Linked DNA regions of Homo sapiens: region 2 is linked to region 1. Evidence: chromatin loops called from intact Hi-C (ENCODE). Cell type or tissue: PC-3. All regions are shown on one strand. Each heading gives the region's core, and the rest is flanking DNA. Links, peaks and the distances in the headings are about the cores only. Region 1 has its middle 8.8 kb from the start of NLRP1. Region 2 overlaps LOC339166 (a long non-coding RNA gene).

What was found. A loop is a pair of places that touch in the nucleus more often than their neighbours do. Peaks named below come from ENCODE experiments on the same cell type or tissue, not always from the same donor. Only the 100,000 strongest peaks of a DNase experiment are listed, where the experiment ranks them.
Region 2: it touches region 1 in a loop (12-fold over the local background); 4 of 110 quality-filtered maps call a loop at or near these places.

Annotation. Positions count from the first base shown.
Region 1 is chr17:5,587,166-5,599,385 of GRCh38, reverse strand. No RefSeq gene overlaps it. Among named protein-coding and RNA genes, the nearest start is that of NLRP1, 8.8 kb to the right of the region's middle. In PC-3, for the core only: a CTCF peak has its summit at 6,804 (motif pointing left); no DNase peak of the experiment used is centred there.
Region 2 is chr17:5,774,667-5,786,886 of GRCh38, reverse strand. The region is part of intron 1 of LOC339166 (a long non-coding RNA gene); the gene reads right to left. Among named protein-coding and RNA genes, the nearest start is that of NLRP1, 200 kb to the right of the region's middle. RefSeq lists enhancers at 839-888, 1,055-1,244. In PC-3, for the core only: a CTCF peak has its summit at 6,184; DNase peaks (open chromatin) are centred at 6,226 and 10,596; H3K27ac peaks cover 2,890 bases.

The DNA of each region.
Region 1 (12,220 bases), core at 2,337-10,336:
ACTTAGCATCATGTGAATAAAGACAAAGTCCGCTGGCTGACATCGTCTGGGAAAATTTTCTTGTCACACAGCGTTCATAACCAACTCTCAAGTCCAAACTCAATTCAGAGAAAGAGGATTTCACAATTATAAATTCAAAAGCCCAATAACTTCCCAAGTCTCCCCCTAGCTTCAAGGCTCCTCCCATTCCAACGAACAAAAGGGATGGAAAAAGAGATTTCTGTTCCCACTTTACCCAGTGATCTAGTCTCAGCCTCTGGTGTTCCAAATCTGGTCAGGCGTTTGGAAGAAACAGTTTGCCTCGAGTCTGCCTGTCAGTGGGTCTGGGAACCACCTGGACAATCGGATGCAAGGCTGCAATACAGAAAGAACAAAGCCTTTAGACTTGGGTCCTGCCTTTAGAAACCTCAATTTGAGGGTGCTCAGCACACGGGAGACAGAGAAGGGCTAGAAGGTATTGTGACCCCTTTAAAGTTTATATTTCAACTTTAAAATGACTTTAATATTCTAATATTCTCCCTCCCAATATTATGCAGCATTACCTGCATTGATTGGATTATCCAGATAATGACTGGAGTCTCTACTACCCCTACTCCCAGCCCCTAACTGGGTACTGACCTCAGAGTGAAAGCACTCCCCCTTCTGAAAGCCCTTGTGAAGCCTGCGTGATGCTGTGTAATCTCCCAGGCAGCTTCGTTTATCACTATTCTACGTTCCTACAGATTCTTAGTGTAATGACACCCTTTCTGAGGCAGCAGCGATGGTGCCAAATGGCACTTGCATTTCCAGGAAAGCAGCCAAACTCATTAAGTTAATAAAGGAATTTAGCTGTATAGAGATGCCTCCTTCACATACATTCCCGAAAAACCCTCACTCTCACAACTCAGCAGCAGCAGCCGTTAAATCTCTGCCTCCACCTGCAAAGCACTGGCCCCACTGAGTCAAACCGCATTGGCCCTGCGGTCAGCTGCAGAAGACAGGGCACATCTCAGAGCCTGGCCAGCTGACTTCTCTGCCACTTCTGCTCCCAAAGCAGCTCCCCAAGGTCCCTCTCTCCGTGCCAGAGTGAGCCCCATTAGGGCCCACAGATCCTGGTCAGGGATGGGACAGGCTCCCTCTGCCTGGTTGTTATAGCTGGACTGTCTGGAGTCACAGCATAGCCTGGGCTGGTAGGAAGCAGTTGTCACATGAACCATCACAAGTGCCACCTGTGTGGTCTTCTTGCCTCGGTCTTACCCTCTCTGATCACACTTCCCCGTTGCAGCCAGGGGAATCTTTCTAAACTATAAATCTCCCTGTATCACTCCTCCAGCATATTGTTTCAACAGCTCCACATGACTCGCAGGAGGCCAGTCCAAACTCCTAGTAGCATCAGGCCTCCCAGGGTACCTCCACCACCACTTGCCTCTCCAGCCTCTGCTCACATCATCACCCATCCAGCTCCCAAAACACACCCAGCTCTCCCTCACTCCAGGCCTTTGGGTACCACTCTCCAGATGCTGTGATGCCTTCACCAGCCCCTCTGCTTCCTCTTCCTGCATAACTACAGTTTTTCCTTCAAGACTCCATGCAGAAATCTCTTCCTCCTGGAAGCTTTACCTGGCATCCCAAGTTTCCTTAACTCAGGTGCTCCTCTTTTAAACCCCACAGCAACTGGTGTGCCCACACACCTGAGCCCATACCACACTGAATTGTGGTCATCTCCTTTATTCTCAGTCTCCACAGTTGTGGAGCACACAAAGAGCAGGCACTGTCTTTTTCACCTCTGCATTCCCACGTACCTGGCACACACAGGCACTACATAAATGAAGCCACAGGCTCCTGTCTTGTGGAATGGGCCTCAGTGTCCTGCATGTTGAATTCCTGTCTCCTGCCATCCTATCTCCTCAATGACCTTTATAGAAATGTCCACCCTTGGCCGGGCACGGTGGCTCACACCTGTAATCCTAGCACTTTGGGAGGTCGAGGCAGGCAGATCACAAGGTCAGGAGTTTGAGACCAGCCTGGCCAACATGGTGAAACCCCGTCTCTACTAAAAATACAAAAATTAGCTGGGCATGGTGGCACACACCTGTAATCCCAGCTACTCGGGAGGCTGAGGCAGGAGAATCACTTGAACCTGGGAGGCGGAGGTTGCAGTGAGCCAAGGTCACGCCACTGCACTCCAGCCTGGGTGACAAAGTGAGACTCCACCTCAAAAAAAAAGACAAAAAAGGAAAAGAAATGTCCACCCTTTTTCTAGTGCCCAGATCTCTCTTCCTTGCCCTCTCTTAGCTTTTTCTCTTCTCCTCTATCATACATACTTGTCAAACTGAAGCTTTAAGTATTTTCATTTCTCCACTCTTGGGAAAGGTTTCACCTGGTCCCATCTGCTGCCTTGGAGTGACCCATCCATCTCTCCAGCCCTGGTTCCCTCACCTCAGTTCCTACACCTTTAACTCCACCAAGGGTTGGGGAGTCCCTTCACCCTCCTGCCATCCTGCAAAGGGATGTGAGAGCCACCAGGGGGTCAGCCTCTGGTCCACTCAGCCCCGGTTCTGGCTCCAGCCAGGTCCCCTAAGACACATTATCACTGCTCCATAGTGGGGGGTGGCTGCATGACAGACTCATTTCCCTTAATCATCCTACACTGATCAATTGTTGAGTTCAGCCAAGCCTCTCAGGAAGGGTTTATATTTCCTATTGGCACCAGCTCTTGGCATAATGAATTGCTGGAGTTTACTAGCATCTGAATGTGTTTCAAACACTCTTCTTCCAAGTGTCAAGGCACAGAAGGTAATTAGCATCCTGGAAGTAGTGGCCACATGTGGGTTGTGGTCTTGCACAAAGCCTCCTACCCCACTCCGCCAGGATTCAGAATCCTCCTCCATAAGAACCAACAGAAGCATTGATTCAGCCAAGGATCCAGATCACCGAAATCTCTGAAAGGGAATCATAAGGCAAATAGCTGCAGGAGGCAACACTGGTGCTTATAAGGGCCACCAATGGCTGGCTTGCAGGAACACTGTGGCCAAGACAAGAGACCCCTATGGGTAGAACCCAGGGCAGAGGCTGGTCTAGGAACCCCAGGACTGAACCTTCAGCTGACTGATGAAAGAAGACTATGATGATCAGGATCTAGTCGGGAAAACCGAAACCACTCTAGTATTTCCATCACAGGGAATTTGATAGGAAGGACGGGCCACAGTGAGGATAAAAAAGATGAAGAAGCCACGCAGAGATGGTAAAGCCACCCAAATATGAGCAACAGCAGGGGCTAGTTTCCCCTCCAACAGCTGCAGGACACGGGGGTGACAATATTACCAAAACCGAGAAGCCAGGGCCACCCAGCCCGAGCTAGAACCATAGCAGAGATTGCCAGGAAATGCTGAGACCGTGGTGTGAGGGGCCATCCAGCTGGGACCTGAAACAGCTGTCCAGATGCAGCCATGGCCAGAAAATGCCCTCCCCCACCCAGAGCAGAGAGAAAAGGAGAAATGGCCTGACCTCTCCCTTCCTCTCATGCTCCAATCTCCTGCCAAACCTAGACAAACACCCGTGGCAAGGGAACCTGGGAAACACAGCTTGCAGGAGAAAGACGGGGGATGGATCTAAAAGCCAGGGGCAATGACCAACCGAGGGACCACTGGAAAAACAGACACCCGTAGTTCATGTGCCCCTCTCTGTTCTCCTTAGCGTTTTATAGCGTTCGGTTGTGTCCTTTCTCAGCTTCCATCCTTCTAGACTGAAGAGTTTGTCCCCACGAGGCAGACTTCTGTGTCCATCCTATGGGCTCAATTAATTTTACAATTCTCCAAATACTTACTATGCATCAAATATGTGCCAGGCACTCTGCTGGGCAATGGGAGGAAGGGGATGCTGATAGAAATAAGCTATCACTCTTGCTCTCAAAGTACTCGTGGTCCAGGGGACAGGGGTAACAGATAGTGCACAGCTCGCTATAACAAGAAGTAAATAATTTATGTGTGGCCAGTGAAGGAACTGTGCCTGGGGACATGGGAGAAGGCTTCCTGCAAGAGATGACATCTGAACTGGAATAGAGGAGGAGGAGTTTATCAAGTCGGAGAAAGCCTCCCAGATAGAGGGAGCAGTCTCCCAAAGGCACCCAGTGGGTGGCAGAACGCAGTGGTTCTGGAGACGCCGAGAAGGCAAGGCTGACACGGAGACCATGTCGGGAGAAAGATACAGACAAGGCCTGAAGCTTGTACCAGAGCTAAAGGACCTGGAGCACCACACAGCAGTGGGGAGTCATAGAAGGGGTTTATTGAAGGGTGTGATACGATGAGGTACGAGTTCCAGAAAGGTCTCTCTGACTACCTACATGAAGGATGTGTTGGAAGGGGTGTGATCAGAGACAGGGAGAAAGTTTAAGAGGCAATTACAGGGTAATGCATGGTAGAAATGATGATGAGCAGAGAGGATGGAGAGGAGGACCAGGGACAGGAAATGAGCTGTCTTAGGGACAGAGCACTGTGAGGGAGGATGAGGGTTGCAGGCCCCTGATACGTGGCCTGGCATTGAGCTTTGCAGTCTGTGTGCATTTCCAAGGTGGTGCTGAGGTCAAAGCTGAGCCCAGAGCCCTGAGGATGTGCAAAGAGAGAGAATGAGCCCAGAGCCCTGAGGATGTGCCTGGTGGTGCCAGGCCTTGGGGACTGTTTTTGCTGCAGTTGTACATTGGGCACTGACATCAGAGTTCCCTGAATCATACCAGAGCAAGGTTTGAGTCATTTTCCCAAATGGCTCCCTGTATCCACTTCTTGGTTCATCTATTTTAATGGCTCTGAAATTTTATCTCTTTACCCACTGATTTCTGAGCTGGGGAGCAGAAACTTCAGTTCCCCAGAGCCTGTTTGAGAGACTGAAATCTTGGTCTTAGATTGACTCCCCTAGTTTCTCCTTTTTTTCCCCCAGTTCTTCCCTCCCTCCTCCCTATCTTAGCCTTGTATTATATGATAGTCTGAGATACTAAGAAGCAACATAGAAGAATCAAGAACGGGGTTTTTTTTAGCCAATCCAGATGTGAGTAAACAAATACAAAGAAGAAATAAATGTAAACAGCAATCCTTCGTCTTCTACTCCTCAGAAAATATCAACTGAGACATTTCAGGGGGGTGAGTTTAGAGCCAGGTCCACATGTGCCATATCCTTGCACAGTCCTGCACGATGAGAAATTATGCGCCTTTTATTGAGAGCTGACTTTGTGCCTGGAACTGTGCAGGACACTGAGCACCCAGAGATGGGCAAGGCACACTCCCTGCCCCATGAATTCATGCCCTAAGCCCCTGCAGACTGGCCCCAGCTCACCCCTCCAGCAACCTCTCGTGCCACTTCCTACCACACATCCTTCAACCGTAGTGACATGGAAGGGACTGGGATTCAGAACTAAAAACTCCATAGACACAGATGAAGAATGAGGCATTTAACCCGAGTGGTTCTGTGCAGAGAGAACCACTCTTTCGGAGTTAGCTCAGCAGGCTGTTTGGGGGCCGCCACAGACACAGTGAGACTGTCAAGGAGGTGCGTGATTCCGTGAGTACATGCGAGGAACAGGTTCTGTGTCGTGTTGCCGCAAAGCCCTGGGAGGAAGGCAAGAAAGCAAAAGACCAATCCGTCGAAGGAAGTCAGGGACTGGTAAGAACCCTGGACAGCTCCATGAAGGCCAGCTCTTGTCCTAACCTTCATTCATTCCTTTGTTCAACACATAGTGAACTTCTACTTACATATAACTAATCCACTGCATTAGGTGCCGGTTGTATGGTGGTGTGCAAAATGGACATAATCCCTGCCCTCAAAAAAGTTATAGTGTAAGAAATAGGCAAGAACACATCAAGAATCAGTGGCCTCTCCCCTGCAGCCGGAGAGCTCCCTAGTCTGGGGGAAACTGCAGATGGGCCTTGGTCTGATTGTTCCAGGCCACACCTCCTTGAAAAGGGGGACTTGGGGCCGGGCGCGGTGGCTCACGCCTGTAATCCCAGCACTTTGGGAGGCCAAGGCGGGTGGATCATGGGGTCAAGATATCGAGACCATCCTAGCCAACATGGTGAAACCCTGTTTCTACTAACAGTACAAAAATTAGCTGGGCGTGGTGGCAGGCACCTGTAGTCCCAGCTCCTCGGGAGGCTGAAGCAGGAGAATCCCTTGAACCCAGGAGGCAGAGGTTGCAGTGAGCAGAGATCACGCCACTGCACTCCAGCCTGGCAACAGAGCGAGACTCCTTCTCCAAAAAAAAAAAAAATCTGCCCAAGATCCATTGGGCAGCAGAGCCTTGTCCTCCAGTCTAAGGAAAAATGATCATAGGCTGGGCATAGTGGCTCACACCTGTAATCCGAACACTTTGGGAAACTAAGGTGGGAGGATTTCTTGAGCCTAGGAGTTCAAGACCAGCCTGGGCAACATAATGGGATCCTGTCTCTACAAAAAAGTTTAAAAAAAAAAAAAAAAAGACAGGTGCGGTGGCTCGAATCTGTAGTCCCAGCTACTTGGGGGGCTGAGGTGGGAGGATCTCGAGTCTGGGAGGTCAAGGCTGCAGTAAGCCGTTATCACACCACTGCCACTCCAGCCTGGGTGACAGAGTAAGACCATGGCTCAAAAAAAAAAGTGATCACGGTGGGAGCCTAGGAGATCCTTAAGAGTCAGGAGAGGCATCCCGTTAGTGGATCTGCTAATTGCACCTCAATCAGCACTGGATTCACAGAAAGGTTCCTCCTCTTGCTCCCAGAAGCAACCTTCCAGATTGCTTTTAATGCATTCTCTCATGATTAGAAGAAGCCCTGTTTAATCAGCTGTTTAATTATCGCCACCTACTGGCCTAAATTAAATTTTGTCAAGAAAAGAGAGCCTGGAGTAATGGAGTTTAACGACCAGTTGACATCATGGATTTGTAGTTTTCTAGGGAGGTTTAGCAGGGCTGTCACAAGGGGCGTCATTAATTCTCCGCAGTAAGCCCCAGACAGTTGCAAATTTAGCTTATTCTTAAAGGCTTCTGGAAGGGAATTCCACGCTAACCTCCCCTATCTCATTCCTACAACTTAGCATCCCTCACTGGGCAGAAGTCCTACCCCAGGGCTAATCCTAGTTCCTCCTGCTGCACTTAAAGCCCCCTTGCTTTGATTGTCATCCATGGAGCTGGATGTTCTCAGCGGCCATCATCTGACCTCTGTATTTTCTAGCTCAGAAGCCTCCATAGGGAGGGGTAGGCAACAATCCACTTGAGGTACAGATACGTTCTGAGAGGCTCGGGCTTCCCCCATGTAATGGCCAAGGCAAGCGCGGAGCAAGCCGAAAGCAGCCTCGGGAGTGAGAGGAGGACAAGCCTATTGGAGAGGGATCTGCTGGCTGGTCACTCGGCGAGCACACGACTCAGCATATCAGTGCCATTGCGATGCATGGGAAGGAGGAGGCTTTGGAGTCTTATAGATCTGGTTCTCATCTGCAAAATAGGGACAATAATTTTAATCTTAAAAAAATAGTTGGGAAAATGAAATGAGCTAACTCTACAAAGTGCCTGGTATGAAACAGGTCCCATTCAACAGACGTGTCATCTGCTTGTCTCCCAACTCCCAGGACTGTCATTAAGAAAACTCCATTCAGGCCAGGTGCAGTGGCTCATGCCTATAAACTCAGCACTTTGGGAGGCCGAGGTGGGCGGATCACCTGAGGTCAGGAGTTCAAGACCAGCCTGGCCAACATGGTGAAACCCTGTCTCTACTAAAAATTTAAAAAATAAAAAATCAGCTGGATGTGGTGGTGCATGCCTGTAATCCCAGCTACTTGGGAGGCTGAGGCACAAGAATCGCTTGAACCGGGGAGGTGGAGGTTGCAGTGAGCCGAGATCGTGCCGCTGCACTCCAGCCTGGGGGACAGGGTGAGAGAAAAAAAAAAAAAAAGAAGGAAAGGAAAGGAGAGGAGGGGAGGGGAGGGGAGGAAAGAAAGAAAACTGGATTCAACCATTTTGTGTACTCACAGCACATTGTTCTGGAGCGACTCAGTGAACAAATTTACATACATATAAAGATACATGATAAAATTAAAATGTTATTACCTTAGTATGTACAGCAAGCAAAATTAAAACAAGAGTAGGGAGAAAATAAGATGAAACCAGGAGTTAACACTGTAGACATATCATGTGCTTTAAGATTGAACTTGGCATGTACATTTTTAAGAGATGGGCCAAACCTCTGACTTGAAAACCTCCCAGAAGACAAATAAAAGATGCATGAGTCTAGTTGCTTGATGCCGTGGTTGAAAGACAAAAATAATGAACTCTCAAGAGAAGCATATTTCTTTTTTTTCTTTTTTTTTTTGAGACGGAGTCTCACTCTGTCGCCCAGGCTGGAGTGTAGTGGCGCAATCTCGGCTCACTGTAACCTCCGCCTCCCGGGTTCACGCCATTCCCCTGCCTCAACCTCCCGAGTAGCTGGGACTACAGGCACCCGCCACCATGCCCGGGTAATTTCTTTTTGTATTTTTAGTAGAGATGGGGTTTCATCATGTTAGCCAGGATGGTCTCAATCTCCTGACCTCGTGATCCGCCCACCTTGGCTTCCCAAAGTGCTGGGATTACAGGCATGAAGCACATTTCTGAACCCAAATTTTTATATGTGTGATCTCTTCAACCCAGAAATTCCTTTTCTGGGACTCTGTCCCTTGGAGGTACTCACATGTGTGTGATAAGATACACTTGTGTACGAAGTTGGTTATCACCATGTGGCTGGTAACAGGAAAATGCAAATGAAAGCCAGCTAGATTTCCATCAAATTTGACTAATCAAATAAATTATAGTAGATCCAAACTATGAAAAACTCAACAATTACAAAAAGAGAAGAAAGAACGACTTAGATCCATATGTACTAACATGGAGGGATCTGCAAAATATTTTAAGAGGAAAAAAATTCACTCCTAAAAAACTTAGATCCTATATATTTGGCACATAGAAAAGTAACTGTGTTCATGTAAAACTGTGTTTTTTTTTTCGTGGAACACTGAAACATTCATGTAACATTGGTTATTCCTGGGAAGTAGATCTGATGGTGCAGAAAGTCAAAAGAACATTTTTATTTTTCCCCCTACATATTTCTGTATTATATTTTTATAATCCTAATAAATCTAAACAACAAGATGAAAATGTCATTTTAAAAGTTACATGTAATTGGATAGTAGTATTGCATCAATGTTTTAAGCTTCCTGAATTTTATCATTGTACAGTGGCATATAAGAAAACATCCTGATTCTTAGTAGATACTGCCAAAGTTCTTAGAAGTAAATGTTATGGGCCAGTTGTGATGGCTCATGCCTGTAATGCCAGCACTTCGGGATGCCAAGGGGGGGGGGGGTGCAGATCACCTGAGGTCAGGAGTTCGAGACCAGCCTGGCCAACATGGCAAAACCCCATCTCTACAAAAATACAAAAATTAGCCAGGCATGGTGGCAGGCACCTGTAATCCCAGCTACTAGAGAGGCTGAGGCAGGAGAAACGCTTGAACCCAGGAGGCAGAGGTTGTAGTGAGCTGACAATCGTGCCACTGCACTCCAGCCTGGGCAACAGAGCAAGCTTCCATCTCAGGGGAAAAAAAAAAAAAAGAAGTAAATGTTATCATATCTGCAACTTACTCCCAATAATCAGCAAACACAATTAAAAGATAAAACAATAGTAAATGTTAATAATTGGTGAATGTAGGTTAAGGTTATATGGGAGTTCACTGTACAACTCTTGACATTTTCCTGTAAGTTTGAAATGTTTTCAAAGTAAAAAGGGTCTCTGAAAAGTTATGCATGACTTCCTCCGTTTAGCATAGAGACCTGGGTGTGCCTTGCCTGGTTTCTAAGAGGACCTTATTGGTGGGTGTTTTAGGCCTATAAAGCAGGAACAAGTCATTGTTCTTTACTGAGATTTAAATGCAGTTAAGATCAAATGAGAATACTCAGAGTGAGAGATGCGTTCTGTTGTAACCGATGTAAATTGACTGTGACCTTTGGCTATCGTGTGTTCTTGGAAGATGGTGATGCGGGTATGTGTATTCTTGTCCAAGTTCACAGGACATTAAAGCAGACCATGGTAGGGGCAACACCAAGTCCTAATATTTCCTTCACTTCACACTGGAGGAAAGACTAGAAGGAGGAAGAGGAGTAACAGGGAGAGGAGGAGGGCTGGATGAACTAGACTATGTTTTTTAACAAAAGATTTCACCTGTTGATGTTCAAAGCACCGTTTTATCTAAGCCTGAAACACACCAACTTGGGGGAAATGAATTGTCAAACTATTGAGATGATCTTGTTGGGTCCATAACACTGTTGGATACAGTGAGTTCCTTTTCAAAGGTTCCGCTTGTTCAATTCTCTCATTCTTTGTCCTCTATTTTCAAAGCCTAACTGTTCTGCCTCCTTGCCCCTAGTTACAGTAAACAACCTTCCAGCCGTTCCCAATCTGTAACTCACATCCATTCCCAGTCTGTAACCCACATCCATTCACAATCTGAAACAACCCACATCTGTACCTTATTTGGCCAAAACTGCTCTTCCCGCTGCTGTAGCCCCCACCCCTGCTCCATTTGAAGTAGCCAATCAGGATCAGCTTAGACTGCGCAGTCCAACTCCAGCCAATGGGGCCCGGACACAGCATCAGGGACTGACTGGGTCAGGGATAAAAACCCCTTCCCTCCTTTGTTCAGTGTGCTCTTGCAGTGGCCAGAAGGGCAAGCGAGACCCTTCTCCAGAAGTAAATTTGCCTTGCTGAAAAAATCCTTTATTTGAGTGCTCATTTTCTCTGTGACTCCGAGCTTTTATTTCCAACAATACCAAGCACACACCTGAAGGGACTAGATATTTCCATGTCGATCATCCTGGAAGGAGGATAATCCTGGGGCCTGTGCTAGGAGTGATGTGAATGTAGGACAGCTTGTTCTCTTTCTAAGTATTAGAGCCAGAGGGTCCTGGCCTCCAAAGGGCAGAGGAGGCTGCAGAATCTTGAGGCTGGGCAATGACCTGCCTGTGTGTAATGGAAAGCACCAGAGCTACAGAGGGCTCCAGCTGGAAAAGGGATAGCAGGGATGATCCTGGACCAGAGAGGGCTCTGAGGACAGTGTGAGCCACAGCTACAGAGAGTGATGCCCTGATGTATTTACTATCCTTCATCCCTGAACCTTGGGGAAGTTCTTGCTCAAAATCATATCCTCATGTCACGGTCTCAGCTGTGCCGTAAATTGGGAAAATCTTGTCCCACATTTCAGGAATGGGCCAGAAAAGAGCCGTGCCCTAAAATGGTGGTGACAGAGAGGACACCTGGGCCCAGCAACTTCAGGAGGATAGAAATGGGGTCTGAGACCAAAGGGACGGCAGCAAGGTAGTCAAGACCAGTCGATCAGAGGGGAACCAAGAACTGACTTCAGAACCCCATGAGGCAATGCCTGGGACACGCTTAGAAATAGGTGGGAGGAGAGGAATTTCAAGGAGGCTGATTTCAAGTTATCCAGATCTTGATTCAAGTCATAGTAATTTGAACCTAAAGAGAAGGCCTCACTGTACTCTGCTGGAGTACTGGCCATACAGATATTCCTCATGAGTTAAGTTTTAATTGAAAATAGCATGACTTGAATAAAAGTGAGTTTTAATGTGTTCCTAAAATGCCTCAAGGAAAGGAAACAAAGGCCCAAAGCACCAGAAACAGGGATAATTTTAAAAATTCAGGCTCAGAGAGCGCCAGTGGGTCCTCTCCACCAAACCCATGAGGCTGCTTCAATTCTCAGAAAGTACTTGAGTGCCATCTAGTGGCCAGAGTGAGTAGCTGTTTGGAAGGATAAGAAGGAAAGCATTAAAGGAAAGCGTTCAAAAGACATTCAATGTCTGTGGTATTGATTGTGCTGACATTGTGGGCCAGGCACTGATTTAGGCATAGCGGATACAACAGCGAACAAAACAAGCCAAGTCCTGTCTCCAGGGACCTAACATCCTATTGGCAGGAGGGGGTGACAGAAGGTAAACAAATAAACAAGTCTGTAACGTCAGGCAATAATAAGTGTCATGCGGAAAAATGAAGCACGGAATGAAGGAATTCTACTTTACAGAAGGTTGGATAGCACACCTCTGAATATCTGGGGAAACCATTCCAAGACAATGGAAAGACTAGTGCAAAGGCCCTGGAGTGAGAGTATTCTTGGTGTATTCAAGGAACAGGGAAAAGACTAAGAGGATCCAGTGAGGGAGGGGGATAGGGTAGGATATAATG
Region 2 (12,220 bases), core at 2,659-10,658, 190 kb before region 1:
AACAGTCAGCTCATCATTCGGATAACTTGACCGTTCTTTTTCTCCAGTTTATTCCACCCAGCAGCCTGGGTTGCCTGAGGCAGTCAACTGCTGCTCGCTTCTTCTGGACCTTGGCTTTACCACCAGGTAAGTGCAGCTGTGATGAGATGGCTGAGGCTCAGGCACCCACCGGGAGAGAAGAACAACGTCCAATTAATCACCTCAAAGCCACTGACAAACACCAAGCCATCTGGCAACTCCACTGAAACCTGGACAAGGCTGCATTTCAGCCTCACTTAGAAGTCCAAGTTAGGCCCCTTAGATGCTGAGGGAGAAAGACAATGTTTCCCTTTCCTCTCCTCTTGTCTCCGGCTCTTCAGCCAGGGTTTACTGAGCTTCAGCTGTGTGTCAGGGGATGCAGAGATACATCAAAGCCAGGCCTGCAGTTGCTCACAGCTTGGAAGGAGAAACAGATAAACACACGAGTCACTACAGCACTATGTGGTAAGTGTCACAGCAAATAGGGGAACTCATACCATGTCAGCACCAAGAAAGAAACACCTGCTTTCTTGAGGAGGCTTCAGCCAGGATTTTCCCTGGGGACTTGAACGATGAGTCGACTGGTTAGGGCAAGATGAGGCCACCAGTAGACTGTCCCCTATGGAGGCCAGCAGAACTGCTGAACCATGGAACTTTCCAGCACAGAAACAGCGTGGGAAGCCACGTGAGCTCCCTCCCTTCCTGTAGGGGGTACCCAGCTTCTCCCCGTGTCGTGGATAAAAGATACCAGTTACCCAACGGGACCATGCCAGGCCACCACTCTGAGAGGGCCTGATGGTGGGGAACAGTCAAGAAACACAGATGGCTGGCCGGCAGGACTGGGTTCCTCAGCCTAAATGTTCTTGCTTCGTACTTAGATTCACAGAAGCATAAAACAGGCTATTTAAATTTGACATCAGAGGTTATTCTTCTATGCTGGGAAGTAGCGATCTGGCCCAGTAGAAATAGCAATCCTTTAAATTTCCCTAACACTGTATAGTTACACTTCATTTCATTTGGCTGGTACCTGCAGATGTAACCGGTGTTCACATCTGCCCTGTGATTGTCCCAAGTAATCCTCTATGTGACTGGGTGTCATCTGTGCATCCAGCCACCAGCCAGAACTTTCCACCCTAAACTTTTGGTGCCCATGTGTCCAAAGCCTCTGGGTTTGAGGCCTGGGGGAGCCAAAGTTCTTTTCCTTCAGGAAGAAAATAAATTGCTCTGAGCAACCGAAGGGAATCCGAGATAATAGGCAGTCTTAATGAACAGCTCACACAGCACCCAGCTCAGTGGAGCACAACGGGGCTGACAGGAAATGTCTCATCTCCAAACACAAATGCAGGGTCCGGCAAAAAGCAGGCAGCACAGGGGACATGCTTGACTGGGAATGAGAAAAATGACTGTGACTAGAGGGAAAAAAATTCCAATTACTTCAAATTTGGCAATTGATCCTTCTTGCACAAATGGAACCTGGCCAGGCATGGAGACTCCAGGAATCTCTTGGGGGAGGTTGAGGGTTGCTAGTGAAAGGGGCTTCAAGGGGTTTTGCTGCAAATTCCCGTGGAGCTTGGGGGATGGAGTGGATGGGTGTCTGACTTGTGTCTGAAAATTTTAAAGGACAGAAGGTTGGCTGAAGTAGCCTGTGGCAGCATTGTAGAGAGCAGAGGTGAGATGGTTCAGAGTGGTCTTAAAAGAAATTTACCCAGAGGGCTGCCTGGAGGGGCATCAGGACCCCAGAAGACAGTCTGCGTGAGGAAGAGCATCCCCAGGAATCAGAAGTCAACAGAGAATGTCATAAACTGCCCACAGAGAGTGGGCAAGTAAAAGAGATCCCAGAATAGGGATGAGGGTAGTATATGGCATCATAGGTCACGATGATTCACTCCTTTATAATAGTCACAGTTTGGCTATGGACTCCTGGTGAGCACAGGTGACTGCTCACAGGTGCCTTGCTCCTTTACTTTGAGCTAGGCCTGTGACTTGCTATGGCCAAAGGGGTATTCTGAAAGCAGGGAAAAGGTGAGCAAGGCAGGGCTGCAAATATGCTTGCATGTGGCAGGGCTAGCCCTCTGGTGTCCCAGTGATCCATCTTGAGAAGATGAACCTGGGCCTGAGCCCTACAGGGAACACAGAGGGGCCAAGAACCAAACCCACAACCTGGAGCCACAGCCACCTGAACCCATAGCTTGAAGCAGACCCACCAGCCAAACAGTCTGAACCAGCCAAACAGCTGCAAACCCATGACCATGAGAATAAATGCTGGTTTTAAGCCACTGAGTTCTGGAGCTGTTTGTTATGCAGCATTATCCAGCAGAGGTTGATAATACCAGGGGTCTGAAAAACTCTCAGCAGCACCTATGAGAGAAAGGCTTGGCTCTAAACAGCAGCTGATGTCAGAGGAAATAATTGCCAGATTCCCCTCACCCCATACACACAGTTATGAAAACCATCCCTGCCCTTTTCTTCTTTCCTTACCCTAGTCCACACCTCCTAGCCTCACTCATCCCTCATTAGCTAGTGGGATGAGGAGAGGAGAATGGGCGAGGGTGATGGTCAGTTTTATGTGTCAAGTTGGTTAGGTTACAATCCCCACGTATTCAAACAAACATGAATCCATGTGTTGCTGTGAAGGTATTTTGTAGATGTGATTAAAGTCCATAATCAGTTGATGTTAAGGAAGGGAGGTTATTCCAGATAATCCGAGTGGTCCTGATTCAATAAGTTGAAAGCCTTAAGACCAGAACTGAGACTTCCCTAAAGAAGAAGAAATTCCACCTGCAGATAGCAGAATCAGCTCGCGCCTGCAAGTTCCATCCTGCCCTTCCTGGAAGCCTTCCCTACAAGTTTCAGGCTTGCCTAGGCAGCCCCTACAATCACATAAGCCAATTTCAGGCAATAAATCTCTTAATATTTATCTCCCATTGGCCTTGTTACTCTGGTTGAACTCTGACTGATAGAGATTTCTGGAACCTAGAAGTGAGGTGCTGCTATAACAAATACACAAAAATGTTGAAATGGCTTTGGAACTGGGCAGTTGGCAGAGGATGAAAGAATATTGAGGGGCACAATAGAGAAAGCAGAGATTGTCTTGAACATACTGCCAATAGGAAGATGGATGTTAAAGCCTCCACCATGAATGACCAGAAGGAAATAAGGAGCACAATAATAAAACATGTAGCATTTTACTAAACACCCAAATCATTGTGAACAGCCCATTGGCAGAAATAGAAGTTTAAAGATGCTTCTAATGAGGGCTCAGAAGGAAATGAGGAGCGTGTTATTAGAAACTGGACGAAAGTGGACCTTTGTTACATAGAAGCAGAAAGCTTAGCTGAACTGTGTCCTACAGTCATGTGGAAAGCAAAACTTATACATGATGAACTTGAATGTTTAGTTGAGGAGATTTCCAAGCAAAGTGTTGAAGGTGCAGCCTGTTTTCTTCATGCTGCTTATAGTAAAACATGAGAGGAAAGAGGTAAATCGAGGAGAGAACTGTCAAGAAAAAGGAATTGGGAGATTCTCAGCCTATCCACAATTTTGCAAATAATACAAAATTAGGGGATTCGTTGTCAAGAAAGCATGCACTGGAAAGGAGGTACGAAACTGGAAGTGGTGTCAGACCAATGCGGGACCACAAGCCAAGGAATGCAGGCAGCCACTGAGACCTGGAAAAGGCAAAGAAGTAGATTCTCCCCTAGAACCCTCCACAGGAATACTGTCCTGACAACCCATTTTGGACTTTTGAACCACAAGATAATAAATCAAGAATTATAAGACAGTAAATCTGTGTTGTTTAAGCCTCTAAGTTCATGATAATTTGATGCAGCTTCAATAGGAACCTATTGCAGGGAGTAAAGAGAGAAAAATCTCCCCCAACTCCCTTTCCTGATTGCAAGCTTTAAATGAAGTTTGGAGCCTTGGGTATTGCCCCAGATTAGACATACTAATTACTGAACTGAGACTGTCCAAGGGGCTGAGGCAACCAGATAACATTTTATGATCTAAATGTGGTCAGAGAAGTGCAGGGCCTTCTGGAGATCTCATTAGGATCAGGGGAAAACAAGTCCTACAAAGTGAGTTTAAAGAGGCAAAACTAAAGTTGCTTTATAAAGGCATCTGAGGCCAGGCACAGTGGCTCACGCCTGTAATCTCAGCATTTTGGGAGGCTGAGGCAGGCAGATCACCTGAGGTCAGGAGTTCAAGACCAGCCTGGTCAACATGGTGAAACCCCATCTCTACTAAAAATACAAAAATTAGCTGGGCATGGTGGTGCACGCCTGTAATCCCAGCTACTCGGGGGACTGAGGCAGGAGGATTGCTTGAACCCAGGAGGTGGAGGTTGTAGTGAGCCGAGATTGCACCACTGCACTCCAGCCTGGCAACAGAGCAAGACCTTGCCTGCATGGAGGGAGGGAGTCACAGGAGTACCCTTATGTCTTGGAGTCTTTGGTGAATTATTAGCCAGGGTTTCACCCACTCAGTCCCAGGTCTAGACTCAAAGGTCAAATTCCCTGAACATGAAAGAGTCCCCTTGGGATGCCATAGGGAGCAGACGTGGACCATGGACCCCACACAGTGAAGCTGAGGCTGAGTGGTTTTGAATTGGGATGGGACTATCTCCACATCCAAACCCTGCCCCTTCCTAGGTGTGTGTCTTCAACAAATGACTGAACTTCTCTGGACCTTGCTCCCCTTATTATAAGGACCATCATGCTCACTTCATGAGGCTCTAATGAAGGTTAAAGGAGACAGCACTAAGGGAGTAGTAATGCTCAAAAAACAGTAGCTGTAATAATAATAATTAATATTACAATTAGATCCATCCCCACTTGCATCTGTGCCTGCACCTGCACTGCACCTGAGCCATCCTCCACCTGCACCTGAGCCATCCTCCACCTGTACCTGCATCTGCACCTGAGCCATCCTCCACCTGCACCTGCATCTGCACCTGAGCCATCCTCCACCTGCACCTGAGCCATCCTCCACCTGTACCTGCATCTGCACCTGAGCCATCCTCCACCTGCACCTGCATCTGCACCTGAGCCATCCTCCACCTGCACCTGCATCTGCACCTGAGCCATCCTCCACCTGCACCTGAGCCATCCTCCACCTGTACCTGCAGTGCCGTCGCCACCTCTGCCACCACTGTTCTCACCAGCCCCAGCCCCACCCCGACTGTCAGCTACCACAAGGCCTTCCCTCCTGAAAGCTCCATGGCCATAAACAGTTTATGTGATTATTACATTTAGCCCACATTTGCAATGACTTCCTCTCTTTAATCACTTTGAAGATGTTTCAAATTCCTTTCCAACGTGACTGAAATCAAAGTGGCACCTGTGAAGGGAGAAAGCCTGCCTGCCGGTGCGAGGTGGAGACGTAAAACAGTCAGGTTTGATGGGGAGAAATTATGTCTTGCTTAATTCCTTTTACCCTATAATTACCAGGCGCGACCACGTGGGTTCACAGCAAAAATAACTTGCCACGTGAAGACGTTGTCTATAGAATCCTGGTTTGAGTCCCCAGGCAAGACCCTCAGAGGAGGATCCCAGGCAGCCCCCGTCCAGGCATCTACACAGTACTGTGGTCCACCTTCCTCACTAGCTTTCCAACCCCACCCCTGACCCCCAACCACCGAGGCTCAATTCCCAGGCACCCACTCTGCCTTATCCTCTTCCCCTCTCTGCAGCATTTGACTGGCGGTCACCTCCCTCTTCACACTCTTCCCTGGTTTGACTTCCCTATGCCTCACCCCACCCTCAGTCTCCTTTGTATCTCTCTCCCCTCCTCCCTTTCACCACCCCCTGGGCACCAGCATCCCTGAGGCCCTATCAGCATCTCTCTTCTCTTTCTTCTTTCCTCCCCGTCTCTCCTTTTTCTCTCTCACATCTCCTCTCTCCTCTTCACTCCCATTCCTTCAGACAGCAGGTCTACCCTTCAGACTCTCAAACCCACAGCCCATCTGCGATCTCCAGACTTCAGGCCTCTAACTTCCACTTCCAGCTGCTGGCTTAGTGTTTCCACTGGATACCCTGCTGCGTCCAAACCCACGCCCTCCTGATTTCTCTTTCTCCAGGTAAGAACTCCACCACCGCGGCTTACTTCTATATCTCTAAAGCCACTCTACCTTGCCTTTCTCCTCACGTCTGGATCCAATCTGACACCGCCCACGCGGGAGCGCTCATGAGGTGGCTTAGAGGAAATTACAGGAGCCTTTGAGTCATAGGCACTCAAGTTCAGATCCAGGCTGGGAGCCTTCCGGTCATATGACTTTGGTGTCCTTATTTATAAAACAGCAAGGAAAATTCTTACCTCCCAATATGTTTTTTAAGAACCAAGTTATACAATATACGATTATGGTTAACACATCTTCCCCACCCCACCTCCATTTCCTGCCCTACTTCCAATGCTTTTACTGAGTCTACAGTAAATCTCAGAACTGGTCTCTGCCCCCTAGCCCCAGTACTCCCTCCCATCCATCATCCACCTTTCTGCCAGAGGGCTTTTGCTAAAACTTAGTTCTGAACCCATCACTCCCCTATTTAGAACCCTTTGGTGGTTGCCTGTGGCTCACAGGTTAAAGTTCAAAGCAGAAGCTGTGTCAATGTGATGGGAGTGAGAACCAGTTGACTATGGGGCCATCCAGACATTTCAGATCCTCATCCCCAACTAATTAGTTGTTTACACTTTGGGCCTCACTTTCCTCAACTATTTTTTGTGTGTTTGTTCAGACACAGTCTCACTCTGTCGCCCAGGCTGGAGTGCCATGATGCAATCTCGGCTCACTGCAACCTCCGCCTCCCAGGTTCAAGCAATTCTCCCACCTCAGCCTCCAGAGTGGCTGGGATTACAGGCACCCGCCACCATGCCTGGCTAATTTTTTTTTTTTTTTTTAGTAGAAACTGGGTTTCACCATATTGGCCAGGCTGCTCTCGAACTCCTGACCTCAGGTGATCCACCCACCTTGGCCTCCCAAAGTGCTGGGATTACAGGCATGAGCCACTGCAACCGGCCCTCAACTATTTTATTGTCATAAACTCCTAACTCACAAGACTGTGGTGAGAAGTGAACAGACTTTAGAAAGTGCCTACTGGGGTTTCAGCACACAGTAGGTGGGTCCCTGTCCCTCTTTACTCCTCACCTCCCCACGTTCATCCTCAACCCCAACCAGACCATTCACACTCTGGAGTTTCTGTGTCTCTGCTTATCCACCCACCTCTCAGTTTATGCATAATCCTTTTATGCTTTTGGAAACAAAGTGGTGGTTTCAACTGCCTGTCACCATGCTGGAGGCCTGAGCAGGCACAGACTCACAGCACCACGGGAAGGCCAGTCACAGGGCACATGCTATTTGCAGCATCACTAGAAAATGTTTCCCAAAGCAGTGTTCCCCTCTCTGGGGGGCTGGCCATGGTGCTTCATGAGCTCTTTTACTGCCCAAGTTTTTTTTTTTTTTTTTTTTTTGTGATAGAGTCTCACCCTTGTTGCCCAGGCTGGAGTGCAACGGCATGAACTCGGCTCACTATAACCTCCGCCTCCCAGGTTCAAGCAATTCCCCTGCCTCGGCCTCCCAAGTAGCTGGGATTACAGGCACCTGCCACCACGCCCAGCTAATCTTTTGTATTTTTAGTAGAGCTGGGGTTTCACCATGTTGGCCAGGCTGGCCTCGAACTCCTGACCTCAGGTGATCCACCCACCTTGGCCTCCCAAAGTGCTGAGATTACAGGTGTGAGCCACCGTGCCCGGCAGATGTTTTCTTTTATCATCTTTAAATGAAAGCTCTGGATTAAGAAACAGCAAAAGGTGGCTGTGCCATCTGTGGAGGAAGCACGAGGGTTATAAGTCATGTTGATGAAGGCAAACAGATCCTAAAGATGAACCTCCTGCATTCCCATAGTAGAACCTGTGCAGAACAATGTCAAAGAGGCCCTGGATTAAAGAACATTTCAGTGTGGAGACTCTCGGACGGCACACACTCCAAGAGCAAGAATTCCTACGGGAAGAAGGTGGTAAGTAAAAGGTCAGGGCCAATGTGGCCAGTTGATTTTTATTTTGCTTGATTCACTAGTAAACATACATGCCTATTTTTCCCTTAAAAAGTGGTTACATACCATTCACAGTCAGATGCCATATATCCAAAGGGTGGAAAGAAAACACCTGTGATTCTTGCTTTTTCTTTTTTCAAAGTAAAATATCATTTTGATTCAAGCCTTATTTAATTGTCTGGGGCATCTCAGGACTCACAGTTGGGTCTGTGGAGAGGAGTGTGACCTTGACCTTGGCTTTGGAGAATGAACCTGCTCTGTGCACTCCCCTCCTTTGTCCAGGGTCTCCCTCCTGATGTCCCCGAAACTTTCCCAGTCCCGCTCTGCACATGGCACGTGGCCTGGAAATGTAACCAGCCACTTCCCACATTTTTTTTCTATTGCACTTCTAAGGATCTTTTTTTTTTTTTGGGCAGAAAAATATACACAACATCAAATTTACCATCTTGACCATTTTTAAGTGTACGGCTCAGTGGCATTCACACATTCACACTGTGCAGCCATCACCACCACCTCCAGAACTCTTTTCATTTTGCAAAATTGAAACTCTGTACCCATTAACCAACTCCCCCTTGCCCCGCTTCCCCCACCCCAGCCATCACCATTCTACTTTCTGTCCCTGATTTTGGCCACTCTAGGAACCACGTATGAGTGGAATCATACAGTCTTTTGGTATCTGGCTTATTTCACTCAGCATATAATGTCTTCAAGGTTCATCCATGGTGTAGCATGTGTCAGGATCTCACTTCTTTTGAAGCCTGAATACCACCTTTTGTTTACCCATTAATAGACACTTTGGATTGTTTTCACTTTTTTTTTAAAGCATTTGAGGTAAAAACATACATATATAATTTAGCAACTTTATCATGTTTAAGCTTCCACCTTTTGGCTCTTGTGAATAACGCTACTATGAACATGGGTGTGCAAATCTCTGTCCAAGCCCCTGCTTTTGCTCCTCTTGGATATACACCCAGAAGGGGGATTTCTTTCACTATTCTGTTTTGCATCACAGTTAAAGGGTTACAAATCTTCTGTCATCACCCTCCATCCCTAAAACAGCAGCGCCTCACATAGCACAAATCTTTCCTGAAATACAGTCTCTCTCATTCTGGCACACACCTTTGCACCTGGCTGCAGGTGACCTGAGTTGGCCAGAAGTAAGCAGTTGCTGAAGTTTTGCTGATTTGAACCCAGCTCAAGGTGTATGTTTTTTCCTGGCCATTCTTCTGAGGCCAGAGTTCCCCCTCTTGGCCTGAAATGCAAAAGGGAACCAAGATTTGCACATTTTTTCTTAATTGCCCTGGACACTCATTCCCATCCTCTGTGCTTTCAGGTAGTTTTTCCCACTTAGCCTGAAATATTCAGTCATTCCAGGCCCTTGGAGGTTTTCCAGGAAATCTCACTTACTAATAAAGTGCCCTTTTGGCAGGGCAGGACAGCAAGGGCCAGAAAGGAGGTCAGAAGCCCATGGGGTGAAGCTGGCTTGACCCAGGCCATTAGAATGAGCAGTACCCTCCCAGACCAGCTGTGGAGAGGGCAGAGATCAGGGGGTGGCCCAAACCACAAGGACACTCAAAGCCAAATGTGGCCATCACCAAGGGATTCGGAATGGAGAGGCAAGTTGCAGGAGCCTGAGGCCTCCCTGAGCCCTGCACTACTTGACTCAGGAAAAAAAGTCTAGGCCAAGCTAAACCGAGTCTTTTAGTACAATAAACCGATACCAGGCATGGGCTGAAGAAGAGCAAAATGTCCCAACTACACGGGAGGGGAAAGAGCACCAGGCTGGGAGTCAGGAACTCTAGGAATTTTTTTTTTTTTTTTTTTGACAGAATCTCACTCTGTCACCCAGGCTGGAGTGCACTGATGCAATCTTGGCTCACTGCAACCTCCATCTCCCCAGTTCAAGCGATTCTCCTGCCTCAACCTCCCGAGTAGCTGGGATTACAGGCATGCACCACAGCGCCCGGCTAATTTTTGTATTTTTAGTGGAGAGGGGGTTTCACCATGTTGGCCGGGCTGGTCTCAAACTCCTGACCTCAGGTGATCTGCCCGCCTCTGCCTCCCAAAGTGCTGGGATTACAGGCGTGAGCCACCATGCCTGGCCTCTAGGAAGAATTTTCAGGATGGCCTCAACCATTCCTATGTATTTACCACAAGACGGCTTTGCAGCTCCTCCCTCCAGGAGGCAGAGTCTATTTTCCCTCTCCTTATATCTGAGCTCACCTGTGACTTGCACTGACCAATAAAATTCAGTCCAAGTGATGCCAGGATCTTCTGGGCCAGACCTTGAGGGGTCCTGCTGTTTCTGCTTTCTCCCTCTTTCTCCCCTGAGACCGCTATGTAAGAAAACTGATCTTGAGGGGCCACATGGAGGTTAACTGAGGAACCCAGCCAACAGCCAGACATGTACAGTGAGGCCAGCCCGCCCAACCATCCAGGGAACACAGTGAGCCCAGAAATACCAGCAGCAGAACAGCCAGCCAATCACAAATCAAGGAAAATAAGATGTTACTATAGTTCTGAGTCACTAAGGTTTGGCAGGAGGTGGTTGTTGCAAAGCTGTGGTTAACCAAGGCTAAGTCTTAATTCCTGCTCCACCAAGAAGCCACTGCATGGCTCCAGGCAAAACACCTTTGTTCCCTGGTCTTCTGTTTCTTCTGCAATACAATTAAGGGAGTAAGAAATGAGAAAGGAATAGAAAAGAATCACAGGCTTTAGGGCTCATCAGCTAGCATCTTAACTCTGTCACTACCGGTGTGACCTTAGACAAGCTCCTTAACCTCTCTGAGCCTCAATTTTCTCATCTCTCATATAAGAGTAATAATACCTGATTGAGTTTCTGTGAGGATGAGTTGAAATAAAGTGCTCAGCCAATAGTAGGTACTCAATAAATATTAATAGCGATGTCCTCGGGGAGCTGGGATTATGGTTAGGCACATGGACTTTGGAGCTACCTTCTCCAGGTTCAAATCCCAATCATGCTACTTTCTAGCTGTGTGGTCGTAGGCCAGTGACTTAACACCTGCACCTCAGTTTCCTCACATTATTATTAGATGACAATAGTACCTAGCTCGTAGGGTTGTTGTGAAAATTTAGAGAGTTTATACATGTAAAGAGCTCAGGGCTGTTTCTGGCACATAACAGGTGGCTCAATAAGTATTATATGTGTGTTTTTTTGTTTTTGTTTTTTCAGTTTATAGAACCCATTCCATCTACTTAACCTTCCCCTGGTCAGGTACAGAGGTGAGGAAACAGGCTGATGAGCTTGCCAGTTGATTCGCGCAAGGTCACAGAGCTAACAAATGTCAGGAGAGAAGATTCAAACTCAGGTCTGCAGGACTCTGAGCCCGGACAGATTAGTAAAATTCAACCACCATTTACTATGTGCCTGCCCCTGTGCTGGCCTTCGGAGCTGCAAGAATGTATGAGACCTTTCTCCACCCTCAGGCATTCTTGGGAGGGCAAACAGGCAACATTGCAATGTGATACGGGCTGTATAAAGGGCACTCAGAGCCATTAACTCTGCTGGGGCAAGTCCTAGGAAGCACAGAGGGGGTTCTCCCATGCTGAGTATTAAAACACTAGTAGATTCGAGCCACGTGCACGAGGAAGTACATTTGAGGCAGAAGGCGCAGCATGGGCAGGAGCTCGGAGAAGGGACTGGCAGCATGTGTGCAGAACCACACTAGACATCAGGGTCTAGTGAGGCTGGTGAGAACATAGGATTTCTTTCCTGCCACACATAAAATACCAAAACAGATTCTTAGGGATGGCAGTGAAGACCACAGCCAGGGCCTCAGTCACCCGTGACTGTCTCTCTCATCAACACCTTCTGGCAAAGCCATAGTTTCCATAATGCCCTTGGACATACCCTTTCAATCCTTCCTTGGAAGGGATAAAAAAGGAGGAAACAAGTTTATTCTCTTTCTACTCCCTCCTACTCCAGACCAGCCTGTACCATCCCAGACCCTGGCACGACCAACCCCACCTACTCCCTATCTCCCTGGGCACTGACTAGTAAGGCATGAACTAAATGAGTTTGCACTTGAACTCCAAATCCCAAAACCTTGCAGGCTTTGAAGGATGCTTGAGGGTCACCTGGTCTGATAGGGCTCCATGCAGCAGTGGGAGGTGGAGGCTGGGGGGTGGAGGTGGAG